Regions from separate parts of the Homo sapiens genome. Here region 2 is linked to region 1. The links are chromatin loops, found by intact Hi-C in ENCODE. Cell type or tissue: IMR-90. All regions are shown on one strand. Each heading gives the region's core, and the rest is flanking DNA. Links, peaks and the distances in the headings are about the cores only.

Region 1 (12,481 bases), core at 3,284-11,283:
AGAAAACTTTAAGATTTAGAAGAGGCTGTTGTGGCCTGGTGTGATGGCTCATGCCTGTAATCCCAGCACTATGGGAGGCTGAGGAGGGAGGATCGCTTGAGCCCAGAACTTTGAGACCAGCCTGGGAAACATAGTGCGATACCATCTCTGTTAAAAAAAAATTTAAAAAAGAGGTTGTTGATCATTAAGATGGCATAGTGATATAGGTAAAGGGTTTTTTTGTTTGCTTAGCAAAATATTTTCTTAGTTTTATTTCTTAGGGAGGCTGAGGTAAGAATCTGAATGTGGAAAATTGAAGAAAAGGTTTAAATATTGGTAGAATTTAGGGCCTAAATAATTCGAGAAAGAATTATATATTAGAACATTAACATTGAATGGAGTAGAGCTACACATTTATAGGGAATAACACCTTCTGCTTATAAGCAAATTCATTGCTGACGTGTATAAATGGCATTAGGTTGGTTGTACTGTTCACATTATTTTATATAGGAGATGAAATAAAAATTCCCTAAAATAAAACTAGGGTTTTCTTAGGAAAGAGGAAGTGGGGAATGGATCTTAGTGGGTCATGAACGAGTGTCCTCTTCTGCAGTGGGACCCTGTCTCTGCAGAAAAGAAAAGCAGTAGTTGGGCATGGTTGGTGTTCGCCTTGTAGTTTCAACTACTTGGGAGGCTAAGGTGGGAGGATTACTTGAGCCCAAGAGTTCAGGGTTGCAGTGAGCTATGATTGTGCCACTGCAGTCCAGCCTGAGTGACACAGTAAGACCCTATCTCTAGAAAAGAAAAAAATAAAACCTGTTGTTTAGTGTAGCCACCTCATTAATGATCTTAGCAAGATCTTCTGAATAGAGAAGCTGCAGCTTCTTCATCAGCACTTGCTGCTTCTCCTTGTGTCTTTATGTAAGGGAGATGGAATCTTTCCCTAATCTTCATGAACCAACCTCTGCTAGCTCCCAGGTTTGCTTCCTCACCTCTCTCCGTCTTGGTAGAATTGAAGAGAGTTTGTGCCTTGTTCTGGATTCGGCTTTGACTTAAGGGAGTATGGTGGCTGGTGTGATCTTTCAGACCACCCAGACTTTCTCCATATCAACAATAAGCCTGTTTCACTTTCTTATCATTCATGTGTTTGCTGGAGTAGCACTTGTAATTTCCTTCAAGATTTTTTTAAATTTTTTATTTATTTATTTTTTTTGCATTCACAGCTTGGCTTCTTGGCTCAAAAGCACTAGTTTTCAGCCTATCTTGGCTTTCGACATGACTTCTTCACTAAGCTTAATCATTTCTCACTTTTGATATAAAGTAAGAGATGGGCAGTTCTTCCTTTTCACTTGAACATTTAATGGCCATTGTAGGGTTATTAATTGGCCTAACTTTAATATTGTTTCTAGCAACTAGGCTTGAGGAGAATAAGAGAGATGGGGAGGAGCCAGTCCTGGAGCAGTCAGAACACATACAATAGTGATCAATTGGTTCAGTCTGCTGTTTTATATGGGTGTGGTTTGTGGTGCCCCTGAACAATATAATAGTAACATCAAAGATCACTGATCACAGATCCACCATAACAGATATTATAATAATGAAAATGTTTGAAATATTGCAAGAATTACCAAAATGTGACACAGACACAAGAATTGAGCACATGCTTTTTGAAAAATGGCGCTGATAGGCTTGCTCGACACAGGGTTGCTACACACCTTAAATTTGTAAAAAATGCAGCATCTGTGAAGCGAAACAATGTGAAATGCAATAAAATGAGATATTCCTATATCTTATTGAGGTAGTTGATAAGCTGGAATTACATATCTGCTATCGTTAGAGATCTTCTTTACCCCTTATTTTTTCTTCGTAGAGATCTGTTGTCATAGCCCAGATATTGAAAAATCAGAGATAAATAGCGAAAGAATGGGAAAACTATTGGTGAAGCAGAAGGCTACCTTTGAGTTGTTTTATGGTCTCTGGATCTGCTTAAAGTATAATAGACTAAACTGATGTATAGATCTCTCTGCTTAACTTTCTGTGAATTAGTGTTTGAAAATGTAATTACAGATGGTTTCCACTTGGTATTGTTTTATGATGGCTGAGCAAATGGAAATTAAAACTTGATATACTCAGCTATAAGTATCATTGGGCCTAAGGTTAAAAAAAAAAAACCTTAATGGTAGAAATAACACGTAAATATTTTTTTCCTCTTAAAAAACCCAGATAGTGTAGGCATCTGTGGTGTTTTTTTTTTTTTTTTTGAGATGGAGTCTCACTCTGTTGCCCAGGCTGGAGTATGGTGGTGCAGTCTCTGCTCACTGCAACCTCCACGTCCGGAGTTCGAGCAGTTCCCCTGCCTCAGCCTCCCAAGTAGCTGGGATTAAAGGTGTGTGCCACCACACCTGGCTAGTTTTTGTATTTTTAGTAGAGATGGGGTTTCACCATGTTGGCCAGGCTGGTCTCAAACTTCTGACCTCAAGTGATCTGCCCTCCTGGGCCTCCCAAAGCGCTGGGATTATAGGCGTGAGCCGCCACTCCTGGCCGAAATCTGTTTTAAGTATAGAACATCATGAAATTGGATTCTGTTGCTTTAAGCATTTCATGACTGAGCTGCTGTCTGGATGCTACCTGAAGAGATTCTCATTGAATATCATTATGGCCAGTAAGTGTTCCATAATTTTCTTTAAGCTCCATCTATGTAAATATTTTTGAACAATTTTGCACAAGTACAGGGCCACATACCTATTTGTTATAAACCCGACGTTGATAAAATGCACTCTTAGTATAATTGGGTCTTGTTTTGATCCTGGCAGTTTCATATTGGGATTTGGCAGTGAGTTCAACAGAATAAGCATTATCCTCTTGAGGCCCATCTAGGATTGAACTAAAGGGCTTCTACAATATCCACATGATCATACAATTAGTTCTCTCTCTCCCTCTCTTTTTTTTGTGCTGTGATAGTGTAACTGAATATGAGCTGGTTGCCAGGGTATTGTGGTAGAATAATACCCTGCAGTAAACAGTTAATCATGCAGCAGAACTGGCTTGATTTAAAAAAAAAAAAAAAAAAGATAAAAATTAGATAAAGATGAAGTGGCTTTGTGTTGAAAAAGATTGTATGTATATGATGGTAAAAGGAAGGTTAGAGTGTTCATAAATCTGTTGTTAGTCTTTTCCTCATATTTATATAATGTCATATGCAAAATATTTTCTTTTTTAAAAATTACTTTTATTTTTGACTTTGCTAGCACGTGGGGGAAGTAAGACTTTTTGCTAATCTTGAAGGCTTACTTTCTGACACAAGAGAAAAAAAGTAAATATTTGTGGAAAGACTGCTTGAATAAGGGAAGTGTGAACCTATTCAACATGAGGTCTCTTCATTAAGATTGTTTTATTTTTCACAGGTAATCTTGAACTTGTTTAAATGTAAGCTGCTTTGGTGTTTGCTACTTTTAATAAGGCATGTTATTCACTTTGAAATATATTTAGTCTAAAGGAGAAAAATTTCGATACTCTCAGTTAAATTTCAGGCACTATATTTTTTAGCTTATCTTAAAAGTAGCCTAGTAGATATTTATAACGAAAAGGTTGCTTGCCTTGGCATCCTTGGACAAATTACATACAACTCTGATTGTTTAGGGAGGTAATAGCGTTTGTTGACAATAACTCCTATTTTGGAAACATTTGTCATGCCGTTTATTGGTTTCATGAAGAGTATAACAAAGGGGCTCTTGATTTGGGTAGCAGAGGTGGCTGGGAGCAGTTATCCTCATCACTATGGTAAAGGCTTTATTAACTAGAACTCAGTTGGAGCCCTGAAACAGATTTAAAAGTACCCCCTCATCCCCAGTAAGCACATACCATTTTGTGAAAAAAAGGTTAAATGACTTAAATACAGCAATATCAGTGATTAGTCCCAATATACACAGATATATCTATTTGATTCCCAGTATGGTTGAGACAATGTGCTAACTTAGCACATAGCAAAAACACTTTAATGGGATGTCCTGGGGTCAGTACTGATTCAGCTCAGTTGCCCACACATTTAGAATTATAGTATTATGTCATAACAATCAAATGGTGTACGAGAGGATGCTTTAAAAGCACCCTTCAAGCTTTATACATGTAAGGTGTGTTGGGCTTGGTGGCTCACGCCTGTAATCCCAGCACTTTCGGAGGCTGAGGTGGGAGGATCGCTTGAGGCCAGAGTATCAGTTGAGCCCAGGTATTGGAGACCAGCCTGGGCAACATGGTGAAGCCTTATCTCTACAAAAAAATTAAAAAATTAGCTGGGCATAGTGGCGTGTGCCTGCAGTCCCAGCTACTTGGGAGGCTCATGTGGGAGGATCAGCTAGGCTTCGGAGGTCAAGGCTACAGTGAGCCAAGATTGTGCCACTGCACTCCAGCCTGGGTGACAGATTGAGACCCTGTCTCAAAAACAAAACAAAACAATAACAACAACAAACAACAAACCCCAAACGGTAAGGTGTTACCATTGTTACATGATTTCTTATATTTAGAATTACCACCATTTATTTGAGCCTCTATTATTTTAGGTGCTATGTAGAATACAGAAATGAATTGGAAACATTTTTGCATTTCAGGAGCTCAGAACCTAGTAGAAGAGAGAGTATATACACACAGAGCATTGTTAAAGGGTAGAAAGTAAAGTCTCCTATGTGGGGCCCATGGTATTACTGGAGTTTTATGTGAGAGGCTGAGCCTTGAGGACGAGTTGATTTTTGGGCATAATAACCTTAAAGGGTAGATAGAATTTGGATACATGGCTATGTCAGGACAAGCATGTGCGTGTAACTGCACATTCAAGGATCTACAGTAGGGAAGTTTGAGATGTGTATTGGGGAAGAGTTAAAGATGAGAAATTGATTGAAAATGAACATTTGGGCCTCTTGGAGCTTAAACACTAGGCTAAGTAGTTTGGGCTTCATAGGTAGTTGGGATCTTAGAGGGTTTTTGAATAGGACTTAGATAGAAGCTCCCAGCAGATTATAAACTGTATGGGGATAGGACCTGCATCTGACTTTTGCCCATCATTGTAATTCCAGGACCATCGTAATGCCTGGTACATGTGCTCGCTTTGGCAGCACATACACTAAAATTGGAACGTAATTCCTGGTACATATTTGTTGAATAAACCAGTGAGCAGATTTAATGAATGTAATAGAAGTTTGTGTAAAGATTATCAGTCTAGCACCATTGCATGCTAGGAAGACTTCCTGGTGTCCTGGAACACATAGGAAAACATGATGACATGATGTTGTTATAGGATATTGTTTTAAGGAGAGATGTGGCCACATTTGAAAGATTTTCTTGATGCATTGAATTCTTTTTTAACTGCATTTTGAAAAAACAGTGATATAATTTTCTTCTCTTTTTGCAGTATCTTATTTTTTATTTTATTTTTGAGATGGAGTTTTGCTTTTGTCGCCCAGGCTGGAGTGCAATGGTGTGATCTCTGCTCACCGCAACCTCCACCTCCCGGGTTCAGGTGATTCTCCTGCCTCAGCCTCCTGAGCTGCTGGGACTACAGGCACGTACCACCATGCTCGGCTAATTTTATATTTTTAGTAAAGACGGGGTTTCGCCATGTTCGGCTGATTCTGAACTCCTGACCTCAAGGTGATCTGCCTAACCCGGCCTCCCAAAGTGCTGGGATTACAAGCGTGATCCATCGCACTGGGCCTGCAGTATCTTATTTTATAGTCTGTAGTTGAATTTTTTAAATGGAAATTTAAAAAGTTTTTTAAAAATTGAATAATTCTTCATATTTTTTTTTAGTATTGTAGATAGCAAGTAGTTTGAGCATTTGACCAAAATCATATTTTGTAATTGTCCCATAGAACAGATGGCTGTGGAAGAGCACTATTTATTAGGTTAAAGTGCTTAATAATATTTATGTGTCAGAATCCTTATAAATACATTAACTTATAAATACATCATGGATTGAATGACATTGACTGTCTTATGTAAGTTATAAATTTCCAGTCCAACACTGGAGTTGGTATTTGCTGCATGGCAATGATAAGTAATATGGCTTAGCTGAGGCTCTCTCTGAGAAAGTCCTGAACGTTTTACTATAGAATCAAATTGACAATAGCTTTCATTGAGCTTTCTATCTTTCACTCTGGAATCCTGAGTTAATTACTGGCTTCTGTAAGTGTCGTGGCAACAGACTACATGATAAAATGAGATTGTACGATTTAGGCAAACATTTTCAATGAAATCTTTAATAGTTTTTAGTGTTAGTGTACATATTTTGTCCAGTTGTTTATCAAAATAGCCTTTGGGTTGCATCTCCTTTCTAAATATTTAAGATAGCAAGTTAGTAGATTGCAAGTTGTATGATTTTAAAGTGGCATTTTTCAAAGATTATTAAGGTACATACATGTTAAACAAGGTACATCTTCTCCAACGATGCTTGCAAACACACTCACACACATACCTGGAGTTGCTTGAATTCCCTATATTAGTTGAAGTTTTGGTTTGGCAACACCTGAAATGCCGCCATGTTTCCCAGAAGATGCTCAAAGAGTACTTGTATCATTAGTGAGTCAGACTTTCCTGGCCAGGAGCCATCTCTCATTCTCTTTTTCTGTTTGTGAACATAGCTCAGCTGGCATTACAGCATAGGTCATGGATTTTGGATTACTCCCTTCTATTCACCCTCACATATCCAAAATGGAACAGAGGCCGGGAAGAAATAAATCTATCATTCTTCTGTTATCCTTCGCCTATGGAGAGGTAGAGGTCATAAGATTAAGTGTAGAAAGTAAAAATAAGGAATGGAGTGTTCATACAATGCCACTTCTGTGACGTGTCATTGCAGGCAAGACATTTAAATTTGCTTGTCTTCATTCTTGTCTGTACTATGGAAATTATGTCTTTATTTTATGGTACAACATGAAGTGAATGTGAAAAGCAGCTAGATTTAACTGTTGTGTAAATGCATTTTATAGCCATATATTTTTAAATGAACTCTACTGTCAGAATATTAAAATCTTCATGATTTTAGATGCTAAATAAGGATATAATTTTGCTTTTCATAATTTTGGCCATACTTTCTACCTGTATAAAATTTGAGTTGTTTTCCACCTAGCATTGTCAATATAGTCTTAGTTAAATTATATATGGGCATTGGATGTTTTAAAATGTGGTCTTTTATAACCACTTTCTGTCTTTGGCTGTGCAAGAATGATTATAATTATTTATGCCCTTGCTCCTTATGGGGATTTGAATAAAAAATAATTTTTCATATTATTTTAAATAGGGATTGTGATCTAATCCCTTAAAAATTAGTTTGATGTCTCTTAATTATCGGTTGATCAGAGTGTTTTTAAACTTTTTATTAGTATCACATAGAATAAGCAAGAGTATTTGATTAACAAAGATTATTGTTCCAGATTCATGCTGCATGATATATAATAAACCTGTTTCCTTTTCCACATTTGATTTTTTGTTTATAGAATAATTTTTATTTGTGCTCGTTGTGCCTAATTTTATAGTACCAATAAACTAGGAATGAATGAAGGTTTGAAAGAATTATATATTGAAAATTGGGAACCAGAAAATAATCAGATATTTATGGTTAGTTCATAGGTACTAGGCATTGTGGTAGGTGCTTGGTAATCAATCTTGCAGTGTAAAGTAGTTTTGGGTTTATTCTTTCTTTCAGAATATTAACTTGAATGAATTTCAGGGAAAATTTTGATACTACTCATTTTTTTTTTTTTTTTTTAAGACAGGGTCTTACCCTGTCACCCAAGCTGTAGTGCAGTAGCGTGATCACAGCTCACTGCAATCTAGACTTCCTGGCTTAGGTGATCTTCCCACCTCAGCCTTGTGGGTAGCTGAGACTATAGGCATGTACCACCACACATTGCCAATTTTTGTGTTTTTTATAGAGATGGGGTTTCACTGTGTTGTCCAGATTGGTCTTGAACTCCTGGGCTCAAGCCATCCACCTGCCTCAGCCTCCCAAAGCGTTGAGATTACACACATGAGCCACCACTCCCAGCTGCTAATTTGTTTTTATACTTTCTTTTGTGTTTATTAAACTCATTTTTATTTAATATGTAGGATAGAGTTAGTAGTTATCAAATAAGTGGCAGCTTTTACCGCATCGAGATTGTTAACTTAACCTAGTTGAACACTAGAGGGACTTCAAACTAATCACTGAAGTTTGAGTTCAGTAGTATATTCAGTAGTATATACTTTGTTTAAAAGTGCAGAACCACACAGTTTTTTCCCCCAACTCTGTGGTTTTCATAAGACTAAGTATTATGCCTAAAATTTTACCTGGTAACTTATTTGGTTAATTAATTCTCAGGTTAATAGACCATATATAAAATGTAACCTCTGCCAATATATGTATATCAAAGCAAAAAACTTTTGTTTATGGCCCCTTTATTTTGAGACAGAGTCTCGCTCTGTTGCCTAGGCTGGAGTGCAATGGCACAATCTCGGCTCACTGCAACCTCCGCCTCCCGGGATCAAGTGGTTCTCCTGCCTCAGCCTCCCAAGTAGCTGGGATTACAAATGAGCACCACCATGCCTGGCAAATTTTTGTATTTTTAGTAGAGATGGGGTTTCGCCATAATGGCCAGGCTGGTCTTGAACTTCTGACCTCAAGTGATCTGCCCGCCTCGGCCTCCCAAAGTGTTGGGATTATAGGCATGAGTCACCACGTCCGGCCCTATGTTCTCTTTTAAAATCCAGCGCGTGTATTTTGATGGTCTAAGAGAAGTGGGAATCTGGAAGTTGGCTATGTAAATAATAGTTTTCTCTTGGAAATCTCGAGTAGGAGGCAATAGAGTTTAGAAGAAGTAAATATTAATTTAAATAGTAATTCAGATTATTATTTTATGGAGATTTTAATTGATCCCATGATTATTTGGTATGTTTTGTGAAAAGATTAGTTTATAATGGCATTAACAGCTTAAGCTAGTCTGTTACAGCTTTAGTTCACTTAGGCAGTGTTACAGATAGTTTTGCTATATCATTTTAAAAACTGGTAGGCTGGGTGCGGTGGCTCACACCTGTAATCCCAGCACTTTGGGAGGCTGAGGCGGGGTGGATCACGAGGTCAGGAGTTCAAGACCAGCCTGGCCAAGATGGTGAAACCCTGTCTCTACCAAAAATACAAAAATTAGCTGGGCATGGTGGTGCGCACCTGTAATCTCAGCTACTCGGGAGGCTGAGGCAGAGAATTGCTTGAACCCGGGAGGCAGAGGTTGCAGTGAGCCGAGATGATGCCACTGCACTCCAGCCTGGGAGACAGAGCGAGACTCTGTCTCAAGAAACAAAACAAAATAAAACAAAAAAACTGGCAGTTGAACTTACTTTGGTAAGAACTTCTTTAAAAATGGCTTTTGGCATTAAAAGCTTGAATACTTTCTAAATAGGACTTTGGTTCAATTTTGACATTTTACTCTCAAAATAATTTGGTTGGGAAATACTGTATATTTTAAATTTCAAACAATTAATATGTGTACAATAAATGAATGCTTCGAAAGTTAGGTTTGATGGTGATCCAGGGATTTTAATGTCCACATTGTGGACATAAACAATGAATTAATCTTTATATTCACATCTCTTTGTAAAGAAATCTTAAAAATTACTTAAGATTAATAAAATTAATGAATTGAGTATAGATGTCTACATTTTCTTCAGAAATAAATTTATTTATTTTTGTATTTATAATGCTGATCTAGCTTTAGTTAAAATACTGGAACACTGGTGAAAATAGGCATCTGCCTATCTTTACCTTTAACGTATGCTAATTAGATTTTTTAAGATGTAGAAATATATACTAATAACATGAATATAATTTAAATTCTTTATGTTTACGAGTATTCCTCTTTATTTCACTTTCCTTGATTAGATGTTCATAAAATTCACTATATAAGTTAAGAATAAGTCCAGTTATGTACAGAAAGATAAAATTTAAAAAGCTTGTCTCTTTATTATTGACATTCTGTCAGCTTCCAAAATTTTTTGAACTGACTAGAATGGTGTATGTAATTGGCTATTTTACGTTGACACTTTTCATTCTAACTTGTAAGAATTTCGGTATAGGCTGGGTGTGGTGGCTCACACCTGTAATCCCAGCACTTTGGGAGGCCAAGGTGGGCGGATTACTTGAGGTCAGGAGTTTGAGACCAGCCTGGGCAATATGGTGAAATCCTGTCTCTACAAAAATACAAAAAAAATTAGCCAGGTGTGGTGGCACATGCCTGTAATTCCAGCTGCTGGGGTGGCTCAGGCTGGAGGATCACTTGAGACTGGGAGGCAGAGGCTGCAGTGAGCTGAGATTGCACCACTGCACTCCAGCCTGGGTGACAGAGCAAGACCTTGTCTCCAAAAAAAAAAAAAATTTTACTGCTTGCCTTAAATTGCCTTAAATGCTTTGCTTAATGCTGATAAGCCCTCCTGTTAAATTACAGATTTTGTGTTGGGTTATTTGGAGAAGAAATTTGAAAATGGAGAGCCATTTACAACTTCTTTATCTTTTTCTGAAAAGTTTGATGTTAGTGTCAAAAAAAAAAATGCTGGTTAAAACTTTTCCCTGAAGACCGAATTTCTGGAGAATGCCAGAAAGTACATAGAGTACTGAACTGTGAGTCTCAGAGTAGGGTGAAGGGGTGTTAGGTATAAAAAGCATGTTTTTGTTGTAAATGTTGGCTGGTTGACATAATTATAATTGTTGGCATTGCAGGAATCTTTGAGTGTCTGTTGTTTTGAACAGAGTTAAAAACTGACCTTGACTTTGTTATATTTAGAAGGAGTGGGCAGTAATTGCCAGTGTGTTAAATATTAGATTTGAAGGTTATTGGATATTCTTGAGAGCTATAAAAAATCCCATTTTATTATCTTTTATTCTGTGTTTTGGCTTTTGCAGAAAGTATTATACGAAGTAAACTTGATCATTGAATGCCTCTGGGTTAAAAAAAATTACATACTTTGGAAAATGACTTGACAAAAGTTTAATTAGAGAAAGGCTGATTAGATAGTTATGCTATTGAATCTCTTTATGTTATCGAATCTCTTATACTTGGAGGAGGAGGGGAAGTGTATAATTCAATTCAACGAGCTTGTGTTGAGTGCTAGACGACTATGTTGTGTGCTGGGAAAGACATGGTTAGTTACTTCCAGGAGACTGAGATATATAACTAGTTGCTCATTTTTTCCAGAAACTTAATTAATGCATTTTGAATTTAAGGCACCTTATTTTGGTATAATTCTCAGGATGCTTATGAGGTTTTAGTGGGTTCTCTTTACTCTTGCTGTGTGTTTTTGTTTATTTAATCATCAGATATTACTGCACTTCAAATAAGGGCCAGGTAATGTGTTAGGTATTGGGCATTCACTGTTGAACTGTGTCACTCAGTTCTTCATCTCACAGAATTTATCCTTTAATGAGGTAATTAGATAAGTAAGCAGGAAGGTACAATACAGTGTGATAAAAGCTGTGATGGGGGAAGTACTTCTCCTCTGTTCGTGTTTTTGCCTCTTCAAAGTTCTTGTTCCTGCTGTAACATCAGCAGTTTGTTTCTCTTGTTTAAAATGTTTAGCCAATTTTTTTGACTTTTGTAAGATGTCATCATGGGCCGACGTGAACTGTCTTTGTGGGTGTGGGAGGAGATGGATAGGACTTTTACCAATCCTGTTTGAAACTCAAAGGGATGTAGTTATGGCTCAAGACAGCCAAATTTGCAGGTCTGAAATATGGTTTTTTAAAAAAATGTACTTAGTCATTAATCTCTTCCAGCTTCCCAAGATTAAGTTTTGCCATGTTGCATCCTTGAATACCACCAGATAGCTGCTTATAAAAAACTTGACTTTGCTCACATTGGGCTCCTGTTTCATTCCCTAATAGGTTGTTATCTTCATCAATGTGGGTGGGTGCTCAAGCACCCTCTTGGTCATGCTCATGTGTCATGCTGCCTGTCTTTCCTGGGTAGAGGTAACTGTCACAGGAGAGAGCACACATCCCAGCACAATTGGGTTAGGGTCTTCAGTTGATACTCTGTCAAGGTAAAGGGAAAGACTTCCCAAATTATCACCAAAGCATTAAAAAAGTCAAAGTATTCAGCAGAACATAAAAAAAGTCAAAGTATTAAAATTTTTTCTTCCTTGAGGACAACAGATTTTTGCTTTAAGTTTTCTGTCCTTAATAACTTTGCTGCCATATATTACTGTCGGGTATTTTTGTACATTGATATGGGATTTTCTTGCTAGTTAGATACATCTTTGTTGGAGATTTTCAGTGTCAAATCAAGTACAGTAATGTATTAGTCTTTGCTACAGTAACTAGTTTTCAAACCACCAAATTTCTCTTGAGGAGCTGAATCCCCTATATTGAATAGAATGTTTGTGAATATGGTACACGAGAAAGTGGATTTAATTTCCTGCATGGCTTTATGCTTCTTACATTGATCAGTAAAGTGACCTTTCACAGTTTTCCCCCAGCAGTCAGTACATG
Region 2 (12,481 bases), core at 1,477-9,476, 56 kb after region 1:
CAATTAGGGATAAAACTGCTGGTGGTGCCTTAGCACGAATCAAGGCAGTAACAGCAAACAACTCTGGTAGTTGTATTCTTCAGAAGACAAAACCTTAGATTTTCCTTAAGAATGTCTGTGATGAAAGAGTAAAAATTTGTCAGGTGCTGCAGCTCATGCCCTGTAATCCCAGCACTCTGGGAGGCTGAGGCGTGTGGATCAGTTGAGGTCAGGAGTTCGAGACCATCCTGGCTAACATGCTGAAACCCCATCTGTAATAAAAATACAAAAATTAGCCAGGCATGGTGGCGGGCACCTGTAATCCCAGCTACTCAGGAGGCTTAGGCCCAAGAATTACCTGAACCTGGGACGTGGAGGTTGCAGTGAGCCAAGATCGCACCACTGTACCCTAGCCTGGGCAACAGAGTGACTCTTAAAAAAAAAAAAAAAACAAAAAAAAAAGTAAAAATGATTACTTGTGTGAAATTTTGACCCTTTAATACATGTCTTTTTAATGTTCTATGAGAGAAAATGGCAGGTATACATGAATCACTTCCCTTGTGTCAAGGGAAAGCTTTCGTGCAATTATTTGAGTTTTGCATTGACCAGCTACTTCTTAAGATGGAGCATCATACTTGAGAGAATGACTGATAAACTATGATCAATCAGATTTAGGCATTTGGTAGGTATTTTCTCCAAAATGAATGGTAAGTTTTTCAAGGAAAACTGACAGTATCTGTTGCTTGTGATAAAATTTGTGATTTCATACAAAAATGAGAGTTTTGGGAAACTTGGCCACTGTGAGCTGATAACTTCTCAGTACTTAAAGATCTTTCTGCTGAGATTATTGGTGGCATTAATAATTGTTATTTTTTGATAGAGTTTGGTAAAATGTGTCAACATACAGAATCTGTGCATAACTCAGTTAACCAGTATTTTCCAAATGACCAATGCTTGATAATCAAAGTGTATGATAGATTGTTGGGTTTTAATGTGACAGAATATAGAAGTTCATTGATACGATTTTTTGTTTGTTTATTTATGAGGCGGGGTCTCACTCTGCTGCTCAGACAGGAGTGCAGTGGCGTGATCGTAGCCCACCGCAGCTTTGAACTACTGGGCTCAAGCAATCCTTCCACCTTAGCCTCCCAAGTAGCTGGGAGCACAGGTGGCATGCCACACGCCCTGGTGATTTTTGTTAAAAAAGATTTTTGTAGAGATGGAGTCGCCTTATGTTGCCCAGGCTGGTCTTGAACTTCTGGCCTTTAAGTGATCCTCCTGCCTTGGATTCCCAAAGCACTGAAATTACAAGCACTGGCCAACACACCTGGCTTGATAGTTTTAGGTTCTGTACTTCAACTAACCTTTTAGCAAATACCATTTGTTTAGTTTTGGTATAGTGTTAGAGAAAGGTATCTGCAATTAACTGAAAAGGTTATTAATGTGCACCTCCCTTCTCCAACTACATACTTATGTGATGCCAGATTTTCTTTGTATACTTCAACCAAAACAACGTATTGTTATATATTGAACATAAAAGTAGATATGACAATATGATTGTCTTCTGTTAAGGCAGATGTAAAAGAGATTTGCGAAAATGAAAATCAGTGTACCTCTTCTCACTAAATTTATGTATGTTATATTAGTTATATTTCCAGAAATCATTTGATGATTACAGAAGCTTATTTAGCAAAAAATTTAATATGAAAATGTACATGACCTGATTTTTGCCTCACAGTAAAACAGATCACTTGGAGAGGGAACATGGATTTTTCTGCTGAGCAGCCATTATTTATCCTCATTCCTAGACTTCTAATATGATGTTACTGTTTGCCTGTATTACCACCATTCCAGTACTGTTGTGTTGTCCACTAGTTGCCATCTCCACACATACATCACAAAATTCCTAAATGGATCAAATCCTCACAATATTCCTTGGACATATCTGCCATCATTTAGTCTCAGTAACTTCCTGTCTGTAATTTTTTGGACTTGAGACGACGAGCTTTGCTCATAATGTCTACTCCGTGGGCTCAGAGCTCTCTTGAAACAGAATTTGTGGCCTCCTTCACACCCCTGCAGTAGGCCTGGTGCTTTGCCTTCCTGAAAATGTTATGTTGCTGTGTAATGGGCTTATTACTGTGTTTAAATGAATTAATAAGTAGATATTAAATTTTTAATTAGTTTTAATTTCCAATATAATAAATACTGGTAAGTAAACCCATGTGAACAAAAACTTTTTGGAGTCCTCTATAATTTTTAAGAGTTATAAAGGGATCCCAAAACCAAGGAGTTTGAGACCACTTCTTTAGGCTAGCATCTTCAACTTTGTAGTTTCATCCATTTGCCCTGGTTTGATCCCACTCTGGGGACCTGAACCAGTTATCATATTCAGAAAGAAGTTGATTTGTATCCACAATGCTTGTTAATGGACAGTGGGGTGGTTATATTTTTTCATTGATTAGAATACTCATTACTTTCTAATACCTCTTTTTCATGGTGTCTTGGTACCTGAGAAGCTAAGCTAGGAGTCAGAAAGTTGCTAGGTGAACACAGGATCAGAGGAATCAGCTCTATCTCCGGAAGCTTTTACTCAGGTTATAAGAAGGCCTGTTAGTGTATTCACAGTAGTGAATTTCTGTGATACCTCTCTCTATTATCTAGTGTTGTGTTTGACAGTTAATAGCTTCTCGTCACCTTGTACCTCTTGTACCTTTTTTTTTTTTTTGCCAGAAAAATGTTTATTAAGCACAAGACACTATTCGTGGAGTTAAATAAAAGGCATGTTACTTCTATTTAATGCTCTTCTCTGTTTGTTCTCATTATTAATTTAATTCTTTGTAACATATAGGGTTTATAAATAAAAATTTCTTTTTTTTGAACTTTGAAAGGTATATTCATGTGACTCTTTGTTTCATACTTCTGGTAGTCTATAGTACACAAGATTAGATTGGTTCAGTAGGTGATGGTGATAGGATTGACACATGTGGCTTAGCTATCTATGAAAATAAAGTGTTTAGGAAAATTGCATGTGGCGAATCACTATAAAGTGTTAAAATGATTTTTATTTTTTTTAAAGCTAGCATTTTATCTTCAATATTTCAAATGTGAAAAGTGCTGTCTAGAAAATGTCATTCCTTTGAATAAACATCATTAAATAAACTTGTTTGTTGATTCATATAGATTTGTATTAAATATAGTCCATCAATTCTAGGCACAAAAGGCCATGTTATAGCTATTAGCATGATCAATACATGTCAAAAGGAAATGTTAGCAATTAAGCAATAATGAAAAAGTCAAGAAAATAAAAATCTAGGTGAAGAAAGACTACACTGGAATATCTGCATGGCAGTAGCAGTCTTTCTTAGGGTAGCTAAACTTAAATGGCTACCATTGGAGAATTATAGTTAGGTCTCTCCACAGCACTCATGTCCTAATGGAGTATAGTACACAGAATATGATGAATTGATTTTTTTTTGACACCTCAAAGTGATCTCCACATAAAATAAATACTTGTAAGTGATGGCCCTTACTGAACGAACAAGATATTTTTAAAGTATAAATATTGTGGGGAAACGTTAAACCTCCAAATCTGTAAGTCAACATAGCTCTAAAGAGGAAAAATTAATGTTACACAGTATCTACTGGCCTGTCAATTGTTACATTTTTAAAAATAGAGCATTGTATACTTAATAGACTGGCATCAAATCTTTTGTACCCTGTATTTTTTGATCAAACAGTTGTTTAAACTGCTTGTATTCGAGGGATGCTTTTCATTTGTAAACATAATATTAATCTTGCCAACAATTCCATACCCTAGTATCTTTTTATTGTAACAATAAAATATATTCTTCTCTATAAAACATTTATGCTCTTTGAAGAGTTTCTTTTCTGCCTGAGGTTTCTTTTTAATCAATTTGTCTATCTCTTTATCTTTACAAACTCATCTTTAATCTTTTGTTTCTTTAAAACAGTCTGGTTTTTAAAGATTTTAGTTTTGAACATCGAATTTTGTGATATAAATTTATGGGGTCATGTATGAAGAATTTTGTCTTCATACTTGAAGTCAAAGGATGAAAAATTTGATCCCTAAAGAGTTCTTTTCACAATTTTTAAATTTCAATAAAATAAAGAATGGTAGGACTGTGATTGAAAAATGTGATACTAAATTTTTCTATTGAATGATGCATATTTATTTTTAAAATCCTTCTCTGTACTTATTCATTCAACAAATATTTATTAAGTGCTCAGTTTGTGCCAGCCACTATAGTAAGCACTGTGGAGTAAAAACAAACTTGGTCTGTGCAATCTTTGGATTTAGGTTATTGGCAGGGTAGGAGGCAGGTATTAATAAAATAACACAAAACTGCAGTGAAGACAAGTATGATTATGAGCAGTATGGTGCTGTATAGATAATATGGTGATTTGACTTAATAAGAGGCCAGAAAAATGGTTTGTTTATTTATTTATTTATTAATGACAGAGTCTTGCTCTGTTGCCCAGGCTGGAATGCAGCATTGCAATCTTGGCTCACTGCAGCCTCAGCGTCCCGGGCTCAAGTGATTCTCATGCCTTAGCCTCCCGAGTAGTTGGGACTACACGGGCCAGCGCCTGGCTAATTTTTGTATTTTTAGTAGAGATGGCTGTATTAGGCAGGATTCTCTTAGAGGGACAGAACTTCTGCCTGCTTTATACTTGCTGGAAGCTGATGAGATTGTGCCCACCAGATTAAGGGTGGATCTGCTTTCCCCAGCCCACTGACTCAAATGTTAATCTCTTTTGGCAACACCCACACAGACACACCCAGGATTAATACTTTGTGTCCCTCTATCCAATCAAGTTGACACTCAGTATTAGCCATCACAGTGAGGTTTTACCATGTTGCCCAGGCTGTTCTTCACCTCCTGGCCTCAAGTGATTCTCCTGCCTCAGCTTCCCAAGGTGCTGGAATTACAGGCATGAGCCACTGCGCCTGACCAGAAAAGTGGTTTACCTGATAAAGTGGCATTTGAACTGAGATCTGAAAGTAGAATATACTTGAAGTAGATGAAGAGAGGAATGACAATATTTTATAGCAGAAAGGACAGCAGCCCTTGGTGGCAGGAGGCATGTTGTATTCCAGGAACGAAAGACCAATGCAGCTGTAGTGGAGAGAATACCTGAGAGCATGTGATCAGATGAGGCCCACCTGAGGGCAGATAGGGCTAGACTAGGCATAGTGTAGCCACAAAAGGGCTTTCAGTCAGTGATAAGGATTTGGGTCTTTATCTTAAAAAGACAAGGAGAATCCATGTTACATATTTTAAGCAGGAATTGAAGGTGGGGTCTTGAGGAAGGTGAGTGGTTGGGCAACGAGACAGGAATGGTGAAACTCTGTTAGTCTACAATGTGCAAGGTGGCAGAAGTGCATGCCAAAAGTGGACATAGGCAGGCCAGGTGCGGTGGCTCACGCCTGTACTCCTAGCACTTTGGGAGGCTGAGGCGGGGGGGATCACGAGGTAAGGAGATAGAGACCATTCGGCTAACACAGTGAAACCCCATCTCTACTAAAAATACAAAAAGTTAGCTGGGCTTGGTGGCGGGCGCCTATAGTCCTAGCTGCTTGGGAGGCTGAGGTAGGAGAATGGCGTGAACTCGGGAGGCAGAGGTTGCAGTGAGCTAAGATCGTGCCACTGAACTCCAGCCTGGGTGACAGAGTGAGACTCCGTCTCAAAAATAAACAAACAAAAAAGTGGACATAGGCATTCTAGTCAGAAAGTTTGTCTAGTAGTCAAAAAAAAAAAAAAAAAAAAAAAAAAAAGGATGGTGCCTACTTCATTGCCTTAAGCCCTTTCTATCTTGGACAGAACCTCAGAGGGGCCCAGATATTTTCTTGGAGACAGATTCTGTCATGTTTTTGTGTCAGGAGTCTGAATGTCAGTTCTTCCGAAGTTTTACTGCAGCACTAGTGCTGAAGACTGCTGTACTTGTTTGGATGATTAATACTGACTCATAATCCAAAAGCAGGTACATGAAGACTATAATATTCTTAACCATGTATTGCAGATATGCTTTTGGAAGCTGATTCAAAAAACTTACATGAGTACAAGGTGATCTTTAATTGGTTTATGCTCCAGCTACACTTTTTGCTTGTTATTGCTGTGGCAGTGAAAATTCTGACATGAACAAAAGACTGAAAGTAAACATAACTTGAAATATTTATTAGTATAGAGTGGTTCTTGAATTGTATATTTGCTATAGCCTACATTTCAGGCTAAAATTCATTCTATACCTAGGCTTTAACATCTGTTTCTTGGTGCTTTCTTTGTAACTAGCAATACTCTGAAAAGACAGTGTGACATCGGTTAGCAGTTACATCACCAGTCTGTGATGTCGTGTGTGTAATTGTCAGTGGTCAATCCATGGTGCTGTGTGAAATTATACTTAAGCTATAGTGGAAAACTAGTGTCCTCTTCCTTGGCAACTGTGACCAAGTGTGGGAGATAAGCCTGAAGGCTTTAACTGAATAGCCATCTGTTTAAAGCGTCTGGTTTTAAATGTAGCAGCTCATGTCACATCAGTCAGAAAAGGCTCCTGCAGCTGCAGCAGCCTCTGTTTCAGTTAAATAAATAAACAAAATGTGTTTCTTTTTTGTATTTTGTTATTATGTTCCTAAGTCTCCTTTTTTGTTGTTGGTTTTTTTCTTTCATACTTACAAGATTTTGGTTGAGGAAGTTGAATTGTTGATAGGTGGGGTCACCTCATGAGTTAATTATTTGAGATTGTTTAAATACATTTTTATATCTGTCTCTGAAATAACAAAAGTGAAGCTTTGTGGTAAGAAACTATTCAGTTTTTTTATTTGATATGCACTTTCATGTGTCTTGGTGCATAGTGCTGATGGGAAAAGAATGAAATATATGATGAAATACTGTGCTTGAAGAGCAGCAAGCATTGAACCCAGTCATAGCTCGTGAACTTGTGAATGGACCTGTTTCTTTTTAAGTATGTGAAAATTTCTGGGAAATATTCTGATGAATTTTACATAGGTCATCTCTTACTATTGAACTTAAAATATTTCCCTTTTTCTCCCAAGAAGAACATTTTCAGTTTTACTTCTTTTGTCCTGTGCTGCCTTCAGTGAATGAAGAAAATTACTGCTTTATTCATTTGATATTATGGCATTGAAGTATACCATTATTGTGAATTTGATTTCTCTAGTATAGGCTTAGCAATTTGAAGATATTACTGGGAGATTGGCTTATATTAGGAAATAGTCTCCTTTATAAAAAAATTCAAAAACGCAATTTCAGCTTAATTCATCTCTAAGCAGTTATTATGTATGATATGTGTACTTCTCTATTTAGAAGGGCTTTACTATGAATTTTTGTAAATACCCTTTTCAATACACTTAAAAATTCTTCACCTTGGCCAGGCACAGTGTAATCCCAGCACTTTGGGAGGCCGAGGCAGGTGGATCATGAGGTCAGGAATTCGAGACCAGCCTGACCAACATGGTGAAACCCTGTCTCTACTAAAAGTACAAAAATTAGCTGGGTGTGGTGGTGCACACCTGTAATCCCAGCTACTCAGGAGGCTGAGGCAGGAGAATCACTTGAATCTGGGAGGCAGAGGTTGCAGTGAGCCGAGATCGCACCATTGCCCTCCAGCGTGGGTGACAGAGCAAGACTCTGTCTTAAAAAAAAAAAAAAAAAAAATTCTTCACCTATAAACAGTGCAATTATTCATGAATTTTTATTATATAAAGATATATATTTAATGTCATATACTTGATAGGGCTTTTTAACTAATAAGGATGATAGTGCAATTAGCTTATTGATTTGTAAATACCTGCCTCTGGTGTCTTCTATCATACCTAAACCTTTGTTTTGATTCATGAATATATTAGGCAGTTTTGTTTGTATTTTGTAACTATTTGAGAAGAAATAGTTTAAGCAAAAGTAATCTTCAGTCTTGCCATTGTCCCAAGTCATAAAAAATTCTGAAATAATTGTATTTTGCATTAAAAATGTCTTTATTTAAACTCGGCATGGTGGCCTGAGTTGTAGTCCCAGCTACTCTCAAGACTGAGGTGGAAGGATCACTTGAGCCCAGGAGTTTGAATCTAGTCTGGCCTAGACAATATAACAAGACCTTGTCTCTTTATTTATTTTTTATCTTTATTTTTAAAAGTCTTGATTTAATAAGACTTCAATGATCAGTTCAACTTGAATTTTTACCATTTAAAATGTTAAGACGTAGTAAAAGAGAAAAATAGAAAAAGTCACTTGACATAAAAGTATAACTTACGAGGAATTGTATATACAAATTAGTGGTCAAGATAACAGATTGATCATATTATTTTCCAAATAGGTTTATTTGGAGATATGTGAATTTTATTGTTTCTGAAGTAATTTTATAGTTACTGTCTAGTACTTAATTCTTCTCAAAACATTGATTAAATAATTTCTAGGTTAAGTTGGAAACATGTGATAACATTAAAAAATTTAAAATGTCTTTGGGCCTGAAAGATTATGCCTTTACATTCAACATGAAATCCATGGATGGAGTTTATATAAATAACCATGTAGGCTTACCAATCCTTAACCCTCTTGTATTAGTCCATACTCACATGGATATTTCCATATCCACTTTTACTCTTGTGTCAAAAGACAAAATTAAAACTCATTTAGTTATGTATCTAATTGGCTTTTATTCTCGATTCATGAATCGGTGCAGCCTCCATTCTAATAGAATCACAGCTTCTACTGGGCAATGGCAGACTATTGGGTTTTGTGAGGTGGGAATGAGGAAACATAACAATGGGGAAAATAAGCTGATTAGTTAACAATAGATTACTTCAGTTTACTTTTTTTTTATAAGGGTTAAAGCAGAGGGGACTTTCTTGTTCTGACTCAGGTAGGCTAGAATCTCCTGTTTTTAGGAAAAACTCGTCTGTTTTGGGATCTATCTGCTTTCTTACAGTTGCAGTTTGATTATATGACATTTGGCATGAGTGACTCCACTTTGTTAACACTTGAAAGGTTATTATTCCCATATGGAGTATTCACATGGATGTAGCCATTGTCAGTTATACAAGATCGTGTTTCTTTTCTTTGCCCCCCTGCCCCCGTCACCTAAGAACTTGTTAGATATTCCATTTCTTTTTTTAAAAAAAGATACAGTGAGTAAAGGTGATAGAGAGCATATGGATAAATAGTGAAGAAGCTTGATGAGGGGAGTGGTTAGGTTAGAAACACAAGGGAATTTACTCAGGTTAAAACACTGTCATTTTATATTCAAGCCAATATATATTTGTTTTGTTAGCGTTGACGTAATTTTTTTCTGGGAAGGCTTTCCTGACCTCTGGTTTGAGTAAGCAGCTCCTCCTATGTGTTTTAGTCAGCACTCTTGGCTTAATCCATAGTAACTTTTGCTTGTTTGCATTGTAGTTGGTTATATCTGTCTCCTATAGCTTGTGGGCTCACTTTGACGGGGAGAGGCCTTGTTCTATTCATCATTAATCCTCAGGGTCTAGCACCTAGTAAATACTCAGTAAATATTTATTAAATGTAATTGCTTTATCTGATTTCTTATTGATATTTTTTGGAGCAGCAGTGTTGCGGGAGGTCATGTTAATTTAATCAAAGTAAAAAGAATTTGGGGGTTAGTACTGGAAGGTGGTTGGGAAGTGTATATATATATATTTCCAAACTCTTTAGATTTTCAAACTTTGTTCTCCTGAGGACTTTGCCACTTCCAGAACTGTTTCAGGAGCTGCTGTGGGAGAAGGAGGTCAGTGCACGTCCACTGATGTGGTTTGAATGTGTTCTCCAAAGTTTGTGTGTTAGAAACTTAATCCCTGGTGCAATAGTGTTGGGAGTTGGGGCCTATTAGGTGATTCGGTCATGACGGGTCTGCCCCTGTGAATGGATTACTGTCTTTATTTGGGAGTGGGTTAGTTATAAAGGAGTGTGCACCGTCTCTTGCTCTTCTGCCCTCTGACCTGGGATGATGTAAAATGAAGTCCCTTATCAGATGCAGACCTCATGGTCTTGTACTTCTCAGCCAGAACTATAAGAAATACGTTTATTTTCTTCATAAATTACCGAGTCTCAGATATTCTGTTATAGCAGCATAAAATAAATTAAGACATCTACTTTGCCCATTTATACTGGAGGCTTTAGCCAGAATTCTGTTTATAAAGTTTGCAGGCCAGGCACGGTGGCTCACGCCTATAATCTCAGCACATTGGGAGGCTGAGGCAGGAGGATCACTTGAACCCAGGGGTTTGAGACCCTGTCTCTACAAAAAAAAAAAAAATAAAAAATAAAAGAAAGAAAAACCTGTGTGTGGTCATGTGTGCCTGCAGTCCCGCTACTCAGGAGGCTGAGGTAGGAGAATGGCTGCTCAGGAGTTCGAGGCTACAGGGAGCTCTGATCATGCCACTGCACTCAAGCCTGGTGACAGGGTGAGACACTTTTTTTTTTTTTTTAAATTAAAGTTTGGATCCAGTCCAGCCTCTTCCTACAGATCAGAGCCAAGGCCCAAAGGAGCTGAGTGTCTTGTCCAGTTTTGTATGACTTGTCCAGTTTCCATAGTAGAGGCAGATCCAGGTTTCCTGCTACATCATGCTGCTTCTCAGGTGACTATTGCAGGGCTCTCCAGAGAGTTGGCCACTATCATGATGCATCGTGACTCACCTAAATGGTTTTGTTTGGACTAAGTTTGTTTATTCAGTAGTGTTGAAATGTATGTTGCAAACAACAACAACAACAAAAATAGCAGTTAAAAGACCTTATTGCTCAAGAATTAGTTACTATTTTTAAACTATCAGTTAATTGAACGTTATTTGGGACTTTAAATTCCTTTGTGAAAAAATTTAAATATCTGTCTGTTTTATTATAATGGAATTTAACCTGACGATATGTTGATAGTTTGAATTGTAGCAGAATTATAGGAAAACTCAGCTGTAAACATGGTATAAATTATTTTTTTAGTTTATATTATTTTGTTCTGTGCAAGTAGTGAAGTAATCTTCATGGAGAAGAAATCACAGGGTCTGCGTAACAGATTCCATATGGCCAGAAGCATGTAGTGAGTCCTTAAATGGGACAAAGAGATGAAATTTTAATGAAATGTACAGTAATCATTGGGACCACATTAGTTAGCTCTTTATTATTTTGTGCTGCTGCTTTGAAATAGCAGGATGTGGCACATTTATAATCCCTTTCTCTTGAGAATCAGTTACTGTAAAGTTGAAGATTTAATTTAAAAAGCAAGAGAAGCTGTTATGGAATTAAATATGTAGATGTGGCTGATATGATCTGTAAATAACTTTATTCACAAACACAGTACCACCTTTTTAATTCCATACATTTAAATATATCCTTTCATATCTTTTAAATATTAAATCATTTTGACAAACAGCTTACAAAACAAGGTATCAGTAGTGATACTTGAGTGCTTTTTTCTTAAAATCTCTAAAATTCAATTAAAATGTAAGTTGAAAGTATATAGGAATGTGAACTGTAAGTTAGAGTGATAAAAAGTGAATTATAGAAGATTTTTCTTTTAATTACCTGCTCACCTTTCTAAGTCTAATTATATATAAAAGTAATGAGAGGAAATTGTATTCTGGTATTATTTAGACTTTAGTAGATAAAAAATAGTGTTCAAATCCATCTGCTTCTTTTTCTGTCCACTTGGTTAAAATGTATTCTGGCATTCTCTGGGCAGACAGCCAGTTCTAAAATAACCACTTCTATTGAAACAGTTTTTGTGATGTCTACATAAACTCTGAGATTGCGACCTCCATTTGTTGGACATAATAATCTCAGAGGCTTTACTTTGATCCTGTAGTATTCAGTGGCACAAAATAGAGAATTCATTTATTTATTTTAAGAGGCTTCTAAATAAATAGAATACTGTCGATCTTTAACTCTTAATGTTGCCTTTGTTTTAAAACTTAGAAAAACTCAGAAAATCCTTTCCTAGAAAGTTGTGGTGGTGATTTTTTGTTTGTTGAAGTTGTTGTTGAAGGAAGGTAGGATTGAACATATTTTTCAGTTTCCCTAGAGAATAAGATGTTAAGAACTATTGGTTGATTGTTGACATGAGCCAGTTCTTTTTAAATTTCTGGATTTGTTACAGAATAGAAAAATATCTAAATACAGTTGAACTGCTCACTAGTCACGTGAGGTTACTTCAGCTTTCTGTGTTTTACTGTCATCTGTAGAATGGGGGATATTAATTGTACCTATCTTGTAAGGTTATAGAAATTAAATGAGATAATATAGAAATTAAGTGACGTAGTAAATTCCACTATTTGAAAATTATCAACATTACCACAATGCTAGTCACATGAGCATTAATTTTGATTCCTCATCGCTTCTTTTCCTTATTTCATTTTATCCCTAATTTTTGTCTGTCACTTTGTTGGTAGATTTATTTGCAGATACTAAATCTTTTATAATATAATCTCACTGGAGTGCATCATATACTCTGTTTTTCTCTTTCAGAT

What was found. Hi-C counts contacts between places; a loop is a spot of excess contacts. Peaks named below come from ENCODE experiments on the same cell type or tissue, not always from the same donor. Only the 100,000 strongest peaks of a DNase experiment are listed, where the experiment ranks them.
Region 2: it touches region 1 in a loop (2.1-fold over the local background); 7 of 110 quality-filtered maps call a loop at or near these places.

Annotation. Positions count from the first base shown.
Region 1 is chr12:116,216,628-116,229,108 of GRCh38, reverse strand. The region is part of intron 2 of MED13L (mediator complex subunit 13L); the gene reads left to right. Among named protein-coding and RNA genes, the nearest start is that of MED13L, 55 kb to the left of the region's middle. In IMR-90, for the core only: no CTCF peak of the experiment used is centred there; a DNase peak (open chromatin) is centred at 6,558.
Region 2 is chr12:116,158,558-116,171,038 of GRCh38, reverse strand. All of the region lies in intron 2 of MED13L (mediator complex subunit 13L), which reads left to right. It also overlaps the pseudogene SNRPGP18. Among named protein-coding and RNA genes, the nearest start is that of MIR620, 16 kb to the right of the region's middle. In IMR-90, for the core only: no CTCF peak of the experiment used is centred there; DNase peaks (open chromatin) are centred at 5,938 and 9,318.